Regions from separate parts of the Homo sapiens genome. Here region 1 is linked to region 2. A link is a contact called in ENCODE Hi-C or POLR2A ChIA-PET data. All regions are on one chromosome and are shown on one strand. The core of a region is the stretch at or near the end of the contact, and the rest is flanking DNA. Distances in the headings are between cores, read along the strand shown. Region 1 overlaps DLGAP1 (DLG associated protein 1). Region 2 holds the start of MYL12A (myosin light chain 12A).

What was found. A loop is a pair of places that touch in the nucleus more often than their neighbours do. ChIA-PET counts read pairs that join two places held with the same protein, here RNA polymerase II (POLR2A). Pooled maps may share reads with other maps.
Region 1: a map with no recorded cell type shows a loop between it and region 2 (7-fold over the local background). The contact joins the enhancer-like site here to the promoter of MYL12A in region 2. A Hi-C loop is called at or near these places in 1 of 37 single-sample maps with no recorded cell type and 4 of 50 pooled maps. POLR2A ChIA-PET finds 5 or more read pairs at or near these places in 1 of 52 experiments (GM12878).

What each region holds. Positions count from the first base shown.
Region 1 is chr18:3,524,614-3,530,559 of GRCh38, reverse strand. The region is part of intron 10 of DLGAP1 (DLG associated protein 1); the gene reads left to right. Among named protein-coding and RNA genes, the nearest start is that of GAPLINC, 61 kb to the right of the region's middle. RefSeq lists a silencer at 3,595-3,889 and an enhancer at 3,653-4,397. Within about 2 kb of position 3,784, at least 5 of the 41 ENCODE cell types and tissues checked have a DNase peak (open chromatin) inside an H3K27ac peak, as active enhancers do; they include GM12878, where a contact is called at or near this core.
Region 2 is chr18:3,246,551-3,252,771 of GRCh38, reverse strand. MYL12A (myosin light chain 12A) reads right to left here and starts at 4,971. Exons shown (of 4, transcript NM_006471.4): 1 at 4,863-4,971. It also overlaps a transcript of MYOM1 not described here. RefSeq lists enhancers at 3,833-3,902, 5,035-5,264 and a silencer at 4,665-4,744.

The sequences.
Region 1 (5,946 bases), core at 2,535-5,034, 280 kb before region 2:
AGGAACAATGACATCCCGTGCCACTGCTCAATGGCACAAACTTTCAGATTTCAATTCTCAAATTTGGTTCTCCTTCTAGCTTCCTGATTGGTGTTCTCTCTCTCTCTTTCTTTCTTTTTCTTCCCTCCTTTCTTTGGTTTTCTTTTCTTTCTTTTGGCAGAGTCTTGCCCTGTGACCCAGGCTGGAGTGCAGTGATGGGATCATAGCTCACTGTAGCCTGGACGTCCTGGGCCCAAGTGATCCTCCCACCTCAGCCTCATGAGGAGCTGTCACTACAGGTGTGCACCACCATGCCTGGCTAATTTTTAAAAAATTTTATAGAGATAGATTCTCACTGTGTTGCCCAGGCTGATCTCAAACTCCTGGCCTCAAGCAATCCCCCCACTTCTGCCTCCCAAAATGCCAGAATTACAGGCATGAGCCACCCACCCAGCTCCTGGCTGGCTTTCAACAGGACTCTTGGAAACTACTTATCTGTTGTTTTCTTTTAATGGGCCTTTCAGTCTGAGACTTGATCTACCTCTCTCAACCCAACTCTATAATGATGTGTGAGGATACTCATTGTATAAAGATTTAGGAAAAACTAAAGGAGCTAGGAAAACAAGTCAGTTGTATTGTAATACAATAACATATATTTGAAAGGTTGAAAATCTTGTCAGAAAACCAGCTTCTCAGCCTATGTTCAGGATGAAAGAGAAACGTATTTGTATTTTGAAATGTACACTGCTGGCAAAGTCCCAAGATAATGAACATGAGGGAACTGCCCAACCATCTGTTGTTCCAGGCCTAATTTGTTGTTCAAGCTGAACTGGGTATCGCCCTGGTGCTCCTGTAATGCCCTGTGTATTTGTCCTTCAGGTACTTCCCACATTATTTTATAATAACCGATGTATCTTTCTCTTCCACTAAAAAGTAAGCTTTCTGAAAACAGAAATTATTCTTGTCTTACTCATCTTCATATCACCAGACCCTCTGACGCATAACAGGGGATCAGTAAATATGTATTTGAGTCCTTGAAATATTCTGGAAATTCTGTTTTATAAAAGTATTTTACTTAGCAAAACCTTTCTTCCTAATTAGCTAAAAAAAAACTTCAATAAGTAATACCTCAGTCCTTTCAGGCTGCTATAACAAAATACCCTAGACTGGGTAATTTATAAACAATAGAAATTTATTGCTCACAGTTCTGGAGGCTGGGAAGTTCAAGATTAAGATACTGGCAGGTTTGGTGTCTGGCAAGGGCTGCTCTCTGTTTCAAAGATGGCGCCTTCTTGCTGCAGCCTCACGATGGAGGCAGCAGACAAGCTTCCTGGGCCTCCTTGATAAGCGTAGTAACCCTATTCATGAGGACTCTGCCCCTGTGACCAACTCACCTCCTATAGGCCCCCTGTCTTACTATTTATACATTGGTAATTAGGTTTCAACATATGAGTTTTAGAGGAGCACAGACATTCAGACCATAGCAAGTAACTAACAGTTCTTGTTGCCAAAAGCTGGAAAGGTGTTCCCGTGACAGATGATGAGCTCTTCTGATCAGGACAAGGATGTGGAAGAGAGAGATGGGCACCTGCCACAGAAGTGATGGAAAGCACTTCCGTGTGGGACAGGTGGCTAGTCCAGATGAACCTTGTGTGTCCTGTCTCATTCTTAAGACACAGTTCCATTCCACAAACACTTGAAGGCTTTCTCTATTTTTTCATACTTTGAGAGACACGAAATAGGAGCTTCAAACTACTGGGATTCCAAAATTCTAGTCAGTGCCGTGGCAAACCCTGCGCCCAGGACAGAGTCACCAATTTCAAATGCGGCCAATCCAGATCAGGGAGAATTGGACCATAAAGCAGTAGCAACCCTCTCCAGGAAGAAGGGAAAATATCAGTGCATGAAAGAATATTCATCTTGCCCTCACAATACCCCTGACGATGGCCTAGAGACTTTGACAGGTGCTGTTTTATTTGCCCTCACAACAGTTCTCTGGCAGTATCTTGTCCAAGGTCACAGAAAACAGAAGTGTCTGATAGAACAGATACACATGAATAACATTTGACAAGATAATGATACTTTGCGTTGCCTGGCACTGTCCTCCTTAAAGCCCGCCATGCAGATCTGTCCCTGACTCCTTGGCAAGCACCACTCTGTTCTGATAACTGGGCCTAGAGTTGCAGAGGGCCTTTGTTTCACCAATTCTCTGACTTAACCTTTTCTTTTTTTGTAAGAGGGGCGGTAAGGAAGAGAGGCCAATCCCACTTGGCAGGCATAGCCAAATTCTAAGCAACCAGCTTTTGTTTGTTTTAATTCTGTGCACACCAGAAAAATAGCTTCGATAAATGGGTCAAGTACAGATACCTCTATCCCTTGGCCAAGCCAAGGGATGTTTCAGACCTGCAGAAGGAGGGCCTCTCTTCAGGGTGCCTGACAAACGTGGTGCCATAACAAAATCCCCCCAGGAGATCTGGTCTTGAAGTCATCATGAAAAGATAAATAGGATAGAGGGAAAAAACGGAAGATTCTAATCACGCAATTTATTTTGTGGGGTACCAGAATTATCCCAATTTTTAAATATTTTAAAATGTTTGGTGAATGTACATAATGCCTCCGAATGGTACACTTCACTGTGGTTAAAATGGCAAATCTTATGTCTATTTTATCACAATTTTAAAATACCCCCACTGGGCGTGGTGGCTCCTGCCTGTAATCCCAGAACTTTGGGAGGCCATGCCATGAGGATCGCTTGAGCCCAGGAGTCCAAGATTGGCCTGGGCAACAGAGACCCTATCTCTACAAAAATATATATTTTTTTAATTAGGCAGGCTTGGTGGCATGCACCTGTGGTCCCAGCTACTCATGAGGCTGAGGTGAGAGCATTGCTTGAGCCCAGGAGGTCGAGGCTACAGTGAGCCGTGATCGTGCCACTGCACTCCAGCCTGGGAGACAGAGGGAGACTCTGTCTCAAACAAACAAAAAACAACAAACACAAAACAAAACAAAAAAAACTAAAAAAACAAAAACTCAGAAATAGGCAGCAGCAGCTAAAGATAAGCAGAACAACCATGTTCATGTTCATATTCATGTAAGAATGTATTTTGTTAATTGACTCCCTGAATTCAAAATACAGTGCATCCATGGCAAAAAAAAAAAAAAAAAAAAAAGTTTGGAAAATAACCTGTTTACTCACTGGAAATTTGAGGTTCAGATATTGCATGTGGGGTAGTTGTAATCATCTTTCTCTATTAGAGAGTTGAAGAAGAAAGAGTCTATCTAATTTTAAATAGTTATTTAGTTATTAATTATTTTGTGATGTCATTATGCTAATTGTGACAGCTGCTTTTGGCCTCACAGGGCTGGAAAACACCTTCCTAGTTCACCTGAAACTGACTAAATGTGGGTAACAAAAGGCAGACCGAAAACAAGCATTTGGAGTAGCCAGGAGCCTCAAGCTATCTTTTGAACAGTGTAACTATACATTCTTTGGGTGCCTGGAGTTACTGTTTTCCCTGATAAATGCAAAGCAGAGCAAAGACTTTAGTTCTTGTTTTAAACCTTCAACCCCAACCGTCGACAGTACCTTTTTTTTTTTGGCTTGATAATAAAATAATGAAACTGCAGTGAGTGAGGTTTCCTCCAAGCCAAGACAGCTGACAGAATGCTTGTTCCCGCAGCACTTGAAGTAAAATGATACGAGCTCTTCTCAGACAATGAAGCCCTTGTGTGAAACAGCTGTCTCAGGGAGATGGCTCAGTGCTATTTGACAGTGGCTTGTATGTTACATAGATACGTCTGGTATTATCTAACCGGGGATGAAACGACCAGATGGAGCTGAATGCCTCCAACTAGGAATGCAGTCTACCACTGTGGGGAAAGAACATAGGCTCAGGTTTCAATGGCCCTAAGATGAAATACCGGTGATTGTACTTCTAAATCTGTCTTTGCCTTCTGAATTGTAGACAACAAATACGTGGAATTTTCAGGCTTTATCTGAAACAAACTGATAAACCTAGAGCATGTGCCGGAGGCAGATTAATTCTTCCACTTTAATTTTGCCTGGTAATAGCATCCAAGCTAGTGAAACTTGGCCTTCAGTCCCCTAGAAGGCTTGGGACCCTTGGCAGCGAATGCGGGGCTGGTAATGACACCTGAAATGGGGTTTGCCTGGTTTCAGGTTTGGTTACGGAAACTGTGCACAGTCATTGTGATGGTCTATCGGTGCCATCACCCAGGGTTTATCCGCCTGGGATTGCCTCTGCTGTGTCTCTGCGGCCTGTGAAACAGTGGGTGGCAGACAAAGCTGTATCTGTGAGTTCTGCAATTCATCTGCCTCCAGCCCGTGTGTGTTTCTAAGTGGGGAGCAATGGCTGCATTCTAGCCTAGCTCCTTTCTGTTTTATTCTCATCTAACTCTTGCAATGAACCCTCAAAAGGTCCCTCCCACTCCACCACACACACAGACACACATACTTGCATGTCTCTTTTTGTAAGCTCCAGACAACCTGAAATTAGTGACCGCAGAGGAAGTGGCAGTAATGAAAAGGAAATCGGCTGTAATGTGCCATATGTTTAACCTTGAGAATGCTCCATTCATGCCGCTTTGCACAGCGCTGGTGCCAGAAGGCCATTAGACACCATCCTTTTGTGGATGTGCTTCTTGAGGGTGGTGTCTCCCAGCTCAGGAGGGCACGAAAGCATGAAGAGGTGAAGTGATGTGGTTAATTGGGGGCAGAACTGGGCCTGGAAACAGATCTGTTCCTAGGCCAGTGGTGTTTCTGTCATTCCAGAGATGGCAAAGAGAGGGACTGGCTCACGGAGCAAGACCTCCTATCATTTTCTCCAATAACTGTTTCTGTGAAATATAAATGCAATGGACTGGTGGGGCGCAGTGGCTCATGCCTATAATCCCAGCACTTTGGGAGGCCGAGGCAGGCAGATCACGAGGTCAGGAGTTGGAGACCAGCCTGGCCAACATGGTTGAAACTCCGTCTCTACTAAAAATACAAAAATTAGCTGGGCTTGGTGGTGCATGCATGTAATCCCAGCTACTCGGGAGGCTGAGGAAGGAGAACTGCTTGAACCCAGGAGGTGGAGGTTGCAGTGAGCCGAGATCACGCCACTGCACTCCAGCCTGGGTGACAGAGCAAAACTCCATGTCGAAAATAAATTAAAAAATAAATGCAATAAATGCAATGGACTTCAAATAAAATATACAGTTTTTTTCATTTAGATTACCTAGGGAAATAGAAACTAATTTCATTTCATCCAACTTTCAAAGGCTCAAAACTGTCTTTATCTATATGATGTATATGATGCTACCATTTCGTGGCTGATATAAGTCAAGATATTGATCCAAAGAATGACCATCTTCTACGAGTAAGGCTCCTGGAGGGGTTGGAACTGGGAAAAAAAAATTAAAATTAGCTGAGTTTTTGAAAAACTTGCTCTTTAAAAACAAAATAATGTTGTTGATTTTTTTTTTTTTCCCCCAGAACACTGTGGAAACTCTGGTGTTAGTCTATGGGAAAACTTCTACTAGAGAATCCATTCTTTATTCATTAGCCACCAAGTTTCAGCTAAAAACAAAACAAAACAAAAAAAGCACTGTTGTGCAATGCAGATCAGCAACTGCCAGTCAGGAATGAAACAGATCCACGTTTTCTATGGAGACGTTTTGTTGATGGCAGCTCCGGATCACAAGTGTGTCTGAGAAGCAGCTGCTGGGCAGTAGGTTGGGGAAATTTTTGCCGCAAGGACACACTCGTAAATGAGAATGTCTCCACATGGATAATCCCAATGCCATGAAATCACACAGACTCAGAATGACAAATCCACATGACTTTCATTTATTTATTTATTGAGACAGGGTCTCACAATGTTACCCAGTCTGGTCTTGAACTCCTAGGTTCAAGCGATCTGCCTGCCTCAGCCACTCAAAGTGCTGGGATTATAGGCAAGAGCC
Region 2 (6,221 bases), core at 3,722-6,221:
TTTCACTTTCAACTAACATTTTTTATTGTACCCTCACCACTAGGCAAAAGTAGTTCAAAAAAACTATTTGTTGAAAGGCTAATAGTAAAGTATAAAAAAACTGAAGGGAATTCATCTATAGTTTTTATAGACATTGCACTCTATCCAAACCAGTTTCTTGCATTACAGTCACACTAAATCACTGGAAGTATCTAAGATCTCTAAACAGAAATCAGAGCACAAGCTTTTAAAATAATTTTAAAAGTTTTAGAAAACATCTTAAACGTAGAAACTACCTTTGCTCTCTTACCTAAATTTATCCCGGTAAAATTTAAGTTAAAATTAAAAAGAATGTCTAATAATACCTAAAATAAAAAGGCAATTTTCAATACTCAATCTGTTAAAAACTACAAAAATTTGTTTCAAGTTAAAAATCTCAGTCATCAGACAATAAAATTCTACCATACCATCCTTCAGAGTTGCAGGGAAGATGGTAGTCTGCAAAACCGCTCAGCAGCAAAAGTAAGACACTGCATTGAGTTATATTCTTCCAAGCAGGTCTAAAATAGGCACTACTGATTTCACTCTGACCAGGATAACAATTTTAAAGCTTACGTTCTGAAAACAACATTTAGCTATGATCTGGCAAAACACTATGCCATTGGTCTAAAAATAAGTCTGTGGACTGCAAAGAATGAACTACCACCTAGATCTCAGCACTCCAAAGTGACCCTAAGAATGTGTTTCCGATGTGTTTAAAAAGTAATTTCTTACATTCTTTCCTTGATTATAACCATATCGTCCAGACTAAATACAATTATGGAATGATTAGAAAAGCTCTGCCTCAAATTTTTTAAAGCTAAATCTGTTTTCAGATTTTAATAGGAAATTCCACAAAGGATAGTCACAAATTCCAGCCCATCCAATACAGCACCGTATGGCAACTGGAATATATTGTTGAAAAGATATATCCTACATAGCACAGAAGTTATGATATATATGCTGTTCCCAAATTTCCTAGAATTCTTTAATCAACTTTTAGGATGCTGCCTTTCATGACTTAAAACTATTCATAAATGCATATTTTCATTCTATAACACCTTTGGGGGTAGTAAATCCCATTCACATCTAAACTACATGAGGATGTACTTTCCTCGTCTGTTATAAATGCTGTCTTTAAAAAATACAAAGAGATATAGAATATATTATTCCTCCAATTCTTAAATGTACGCAAGGACTTGGAGCAAGAGGTTGAAACCCAATGAGTGACACGTTTACCAGTCCATATCGCTTTAATATTTTAGGCATGTCACGCCTTTGCAAGCCAAAGCACATCTTTAAAAATAGTCTGTTTTGTGTGACAACATTGTCTTTCCCTAATGATGCAGAAATGTCAGCTATTTTAAGAACAAAGAAACTGATGAGGTCAAACGGCTGACACATCTGATTTTTTAATCTATTATATAAAATCTCATATAACTAAATTTACGAGGGTCCTCTAGATACATTTTCAAAATGCTTAGTTTTGGTTGTAAAGTAGTATGTTTTCTGAATTCTGATATATTTCCTATTCTTTTAATCACGCACTTTTTTGAATTGTAAATGTATTATAAAATAGATTTTTAAAGTAAAAAAGCTTTTTTTTTTTTTTGGGTCAGCACTGACAATGGCCTCATATAGAGCTCTTCTTCAGCACATTCAATACTTAATCTTATCAATTTTATTATGAAGTTAATTAAACTAATATGTATCAAACGTCATATTAATTATGTTGAATACTAGCTAAGAGTTAAGAAATGTAAGGCATGTGTCCTATCTTCAAGGAGCTTAATATAGTTGGGGAGGCAACTATAAAGAAATGAGATGATTGGTTCAACTTATGAAATGAGTCATAGTTTTCATTCCAGAAGTATGACTCTAAACTTAAAACGTGTGACAATAATGAAAAATAATTCCTAACATGGTACATAATTATCAAATGCTGTGAGTTCAGAAAAGATGTTTCTGAGTAATTAAGGGATTGGGGAGGAGGAAGACCTTGAAAAACCCCGTGTGGGATCATTTAGAAGCTACAAAGCATTGTTAGAATGAAGAGATTCGGCTGTTAGTCTCAATTCTAACAAATTAAGGTAGTTAATTCTATCAAAAACTGGCAGTGTAATGTTGAGGAAGTTACTACCTAGGCCTTTACTTTTTCAAGGAGGCTGGATTCTGATCTATGAGTTATTTTCCACCAGAAACCTTTCAGCGATAGGGAGTTTGGCTGCACAGTCACTGTTCCAAAATACAGAAACTGTGGGGTTTTTTCCCTACCAAACTAAAAGTGTGGGGAGAATAAATAATGGTGGAGGGAGTCAAATCAGGAACAGTGCTATGATCTCAAGGAGCAGATCATTTCTGATATTGTCAGGGTCCTCTTTGCTGATTCTAGTTTGTTGTTCATTTTACTTTCCTTCAAACAATTTAGACTGTCACTCTTCATGTAATAAGCCTTCAGCAAATGCACAACTCTCATCGAAGTTTAGAAAACTAGGGTATACCCCTTAATCTAAAAAAGTTGAAATTGCTTTATTATTATACTTTAAGTTTTAGGGTACATGTGCACAACGTGCAGGTTACATATGTATACATGTGCCATGTTGGTGTGCTGCACCCATTAACTCGTCATTTAACATTAGGTATATCTCCTAATGCTATCCCTCCCCCCTCCCCCCTGAAATTGCTTTTTACAAAAAGCAAGCTAGGGTAAAATAAATTGAAAAGATTTCATGTCAATGTAATTATTCTTTAGGATGCAAAGATCGCCAGGTAAGGACCTGAGGTTTCCAAATTACGAAGCTCCTCAATCATAAAGTCGAGTCTTTATTTACTTATTTATTTTTATTTATTTATTTTTGAGACGGAGTCTTGCTCTGTCGCCCAGGGTGGAGTGCAGTGGCGCGATCTCAACCTCCACCTCCAGGGTTCAAGCAATTCTCTGCCTCAGCCTCTGGAGTAGCTGGGATTACAGGCACCCACCACCATGCCCAGCTAATTTTTGTATTTTTAGTAGAGACGGGGTTTCACCACCTTGTGCAGGCTGGTCTTGAACTCCTGACTTCGTGATCCACCTGCCTCGGCCTCCCAAAGTGCTGGAATTACAGGCGTGAGCCACCGCACCCAGCTCGAGTCTTTATTTTTGAGGGATTAAGTGAAAGATCCTTGGTGTCAAGGAGTGTCTGTTGTACGAAACTGGAAAGTAGAGAGACTTACAGAACAGGCTTCTACAAAATATGAGGATTTCAGATGCATGAGAAAGTGGATGAAGGGCAGTTAGGAGACTGAGTTTACAGATCTAAAGGAGCATAACCTTTTTTTTAAGTCAGGCGAGGTGAGCGCTGGTGGCAATGAATCTGGTTTTTATTTTGTGTTTTAGCTCAGAATCATTGTGGGCTGTAACGAGAGATACACAACATGATTAAGGAAAATGTTAGACTAGATTAATAGGTGGGAGAAATAGAAGAGATTCTCAAAGTGGCTTTCCCCACACACCAAAGGACACAAGAAGTTTTCAGAATCTCTAGAAACTATGTTCATTTATAAAATGGGATTAATCCATACCAATATATACATTAGAGTTCTGTGGTTAGAATCCTAGAGTCCAGCATTTATTTACAAAGTGGCAATAAATGTAAAATAACCTAGAAACTTCTTCTACAAAACGAACACTCAAATTGATAATATTCTGAGAAATATCACACATTCTGCAAGAAAAAACCACCATCTTACAAAACACTGCGTACTGTGATAGCACCTAGTATTTGGTGGGCTTTCTAAACCCTGACCAAATATACCGCCTCATTTAATCAATGCACTTAAAAAAAAAAAGCCTAAGTATAACTTATTTTCTGGTGCTAACCACAATTTTTAAAAAGTGTATTTCAAGTTGGTGCTTCCGTTCCAAGTAAACCAAGTTTCATTTCTTATGCAAACTTCCGGTTGAAGGTAGGATTCGTTCTCTTGGACTGCCACACCCAAAAGTTCTCACCACTGGACAAAGACAATTAGCTGTGAGGGCTGACTTGCCAGTAAAGCCTCGCTTTTGAAAATAGAGTGCTTTTCTGATTACCGTTTATTAGAGCCCTTCCAGAACATGAAACAAATACCAATAATTTTAAGAAATATTCGCTTTATTCGCCTTTAAATATGAAACTTTTTGCACTTAAGTTAAAATCTCTGCTAAATCCATAGGTCTCTCAAGAACTGACAGATACATTCATATACCTACTAAACTACTTTAAAAAGAAGACACTTCCATGGCGAATTGAATTAGCCCAAACTTTCCCCCCAAATGGGACAAGGTATTACATTTTGGAGTTTTTCTTCGAGTCACAAACTAAACTCCAGATCTCTCTGTCCAAAATTTCATCGCTTAAAGAAAAAAAGTTCTAATTACAGGAGCGGATACTGAGCTGAAGAACTTCCCAATTTGAGTTGGTTATTCCTACTAAACGCAGCCACACAGCTGCAACAACAGCTGCAGCAGGGGGACAACGGGCTACGTTTTTGCGCAAACCCTCTTGAATCGGGCAAGTTGACGTTAGAAACTAAAATAGTCCCGGAGTCAGCTCTGCAGGGGTCGGGTTTCGCGGGCCCGGCAGTCGCCCAAGCTCAAGGCGCCAGTGAGCGAAGCCACATTTCCAGAGTTCCAAGTTTGGGCACAGGAGCGAAGTTCGGGTCTGGGCCACTCCAAGCCATGGCCTCGGATCCCAGAACCGGGGACCTGGCTGGCACACCTGCCCAGGTGCGCTACCGGCGCCAGGAGCCCCGCCGCCCTCCAGCTGCCCCCGCGGAGACGGGTCCCCGGGATGGGTCTCACGCGCCCGAACGCGAGCGCCACTCACCCGGCACAGCTACGAGAATCCGAGCACCTCTCCGAGCCCCTCGCTGCCGCTATCACACCACCCTGCTACCCAGAGAGCCGCTAAAAACCACCGCTTCCGGCCTCTGCTTAGCAAGCCGGAAGGAAGCCCGGTCACCTTTCTTGGCCCGCAGAGTGGGTCTGACTTCACGGAGGGGCGACAGAGAGGGAAGTCGCCAGTGTGGTCAGCGGGCGTGGTATTGACCAAGTGCATGAGAAGGAAGTGTAAAGTGGGCGACCTAGAATATAGAGCAATATATAATGGTCCTCTGGGTCCTGTTACTGAGTTTCCTTCTTTTTTGTACCTGTTGTTGCAGTGTTAAGTCTTCCTCCCCCCTATCCTTTCCGCAGATGGTTGCGTCCGTCCTGTGGCTTTGCCTGGCCGCACATTCCAGGGCACGGCGAAGGGCGGGGCCCGTCGGCCCAAGTCCTTGTAGGGAAATCGAGGAGAGGGCTGCGGGCCCACGTGACTGACCCTCGCCCCGCCCCGAAGCCGGGCTCCAGCTTGTGGGCGGTAGTGCGCCTGCGCTTGACGCCCCGCGCGGGGTCTGGGTCTCCGCCTGAGGGCCCCGGAGCAGTGCGCGTATCCCGGGAGCGGATCTTGATGCTAGCTCTGTGTGCAGTGTAATTTTATTAAGAGTCCCGCCCCCTCCATACGGGAGGAAACGTGTGTCCCTGGGGCCCTCAGCCAAGCCTCCACTATCTTTTTGGCCCAGACGGATTTCCCAGGTCACAAGTGGCTGGAGACTTCCTCTTGAAAAACATTTGCCGTCGTTTTTCCCTGGCAGAGCCCCTTTGACCCTGGCTAACAAGGACAGCCTGACTTGGATCCCACTATGCAGGAAGGAAGGCGACTCTTCCCCGCACCTCTTGCTACGATTAGGACTTGCGACTTGGTGAAAACAGGAATCAAAACTTGGGCCTATTTCTCCTGAGGTCTGCTTGCCTAGAACAATTCGTAACGATGAATCTTATTAAAAAGAGAAAGTCCTCCCCGACTTTATCTTTTTCCGCCCAGAATCCGATAAGGAAGACTTGTTCTGGCCCCCTCAGCTCTCTGACCTCACCTACCAGAGGAGAGAGTGGGATCCTCTAACACTCGAGCCGTCATCCCAGCACTAGGGGACAGTGACCAGTGTGGCTCCCGTGGCCAGAACCCTTCTGAAGTTTGGGTTGCCCTGTGGTCTTCGCCTTCAAAGCAGGCCGCCACTTGAATCCTTCTGGAACGGACAGTGTTGCTGTAAACGCCGCGGAATAGTATCTTCTAAGTATTCGTAGCTTCTTTCTTGAGGGATCTCGGGAACGTTCCGTGTATTAACCACTAACGTATTCCAAAGTTAAC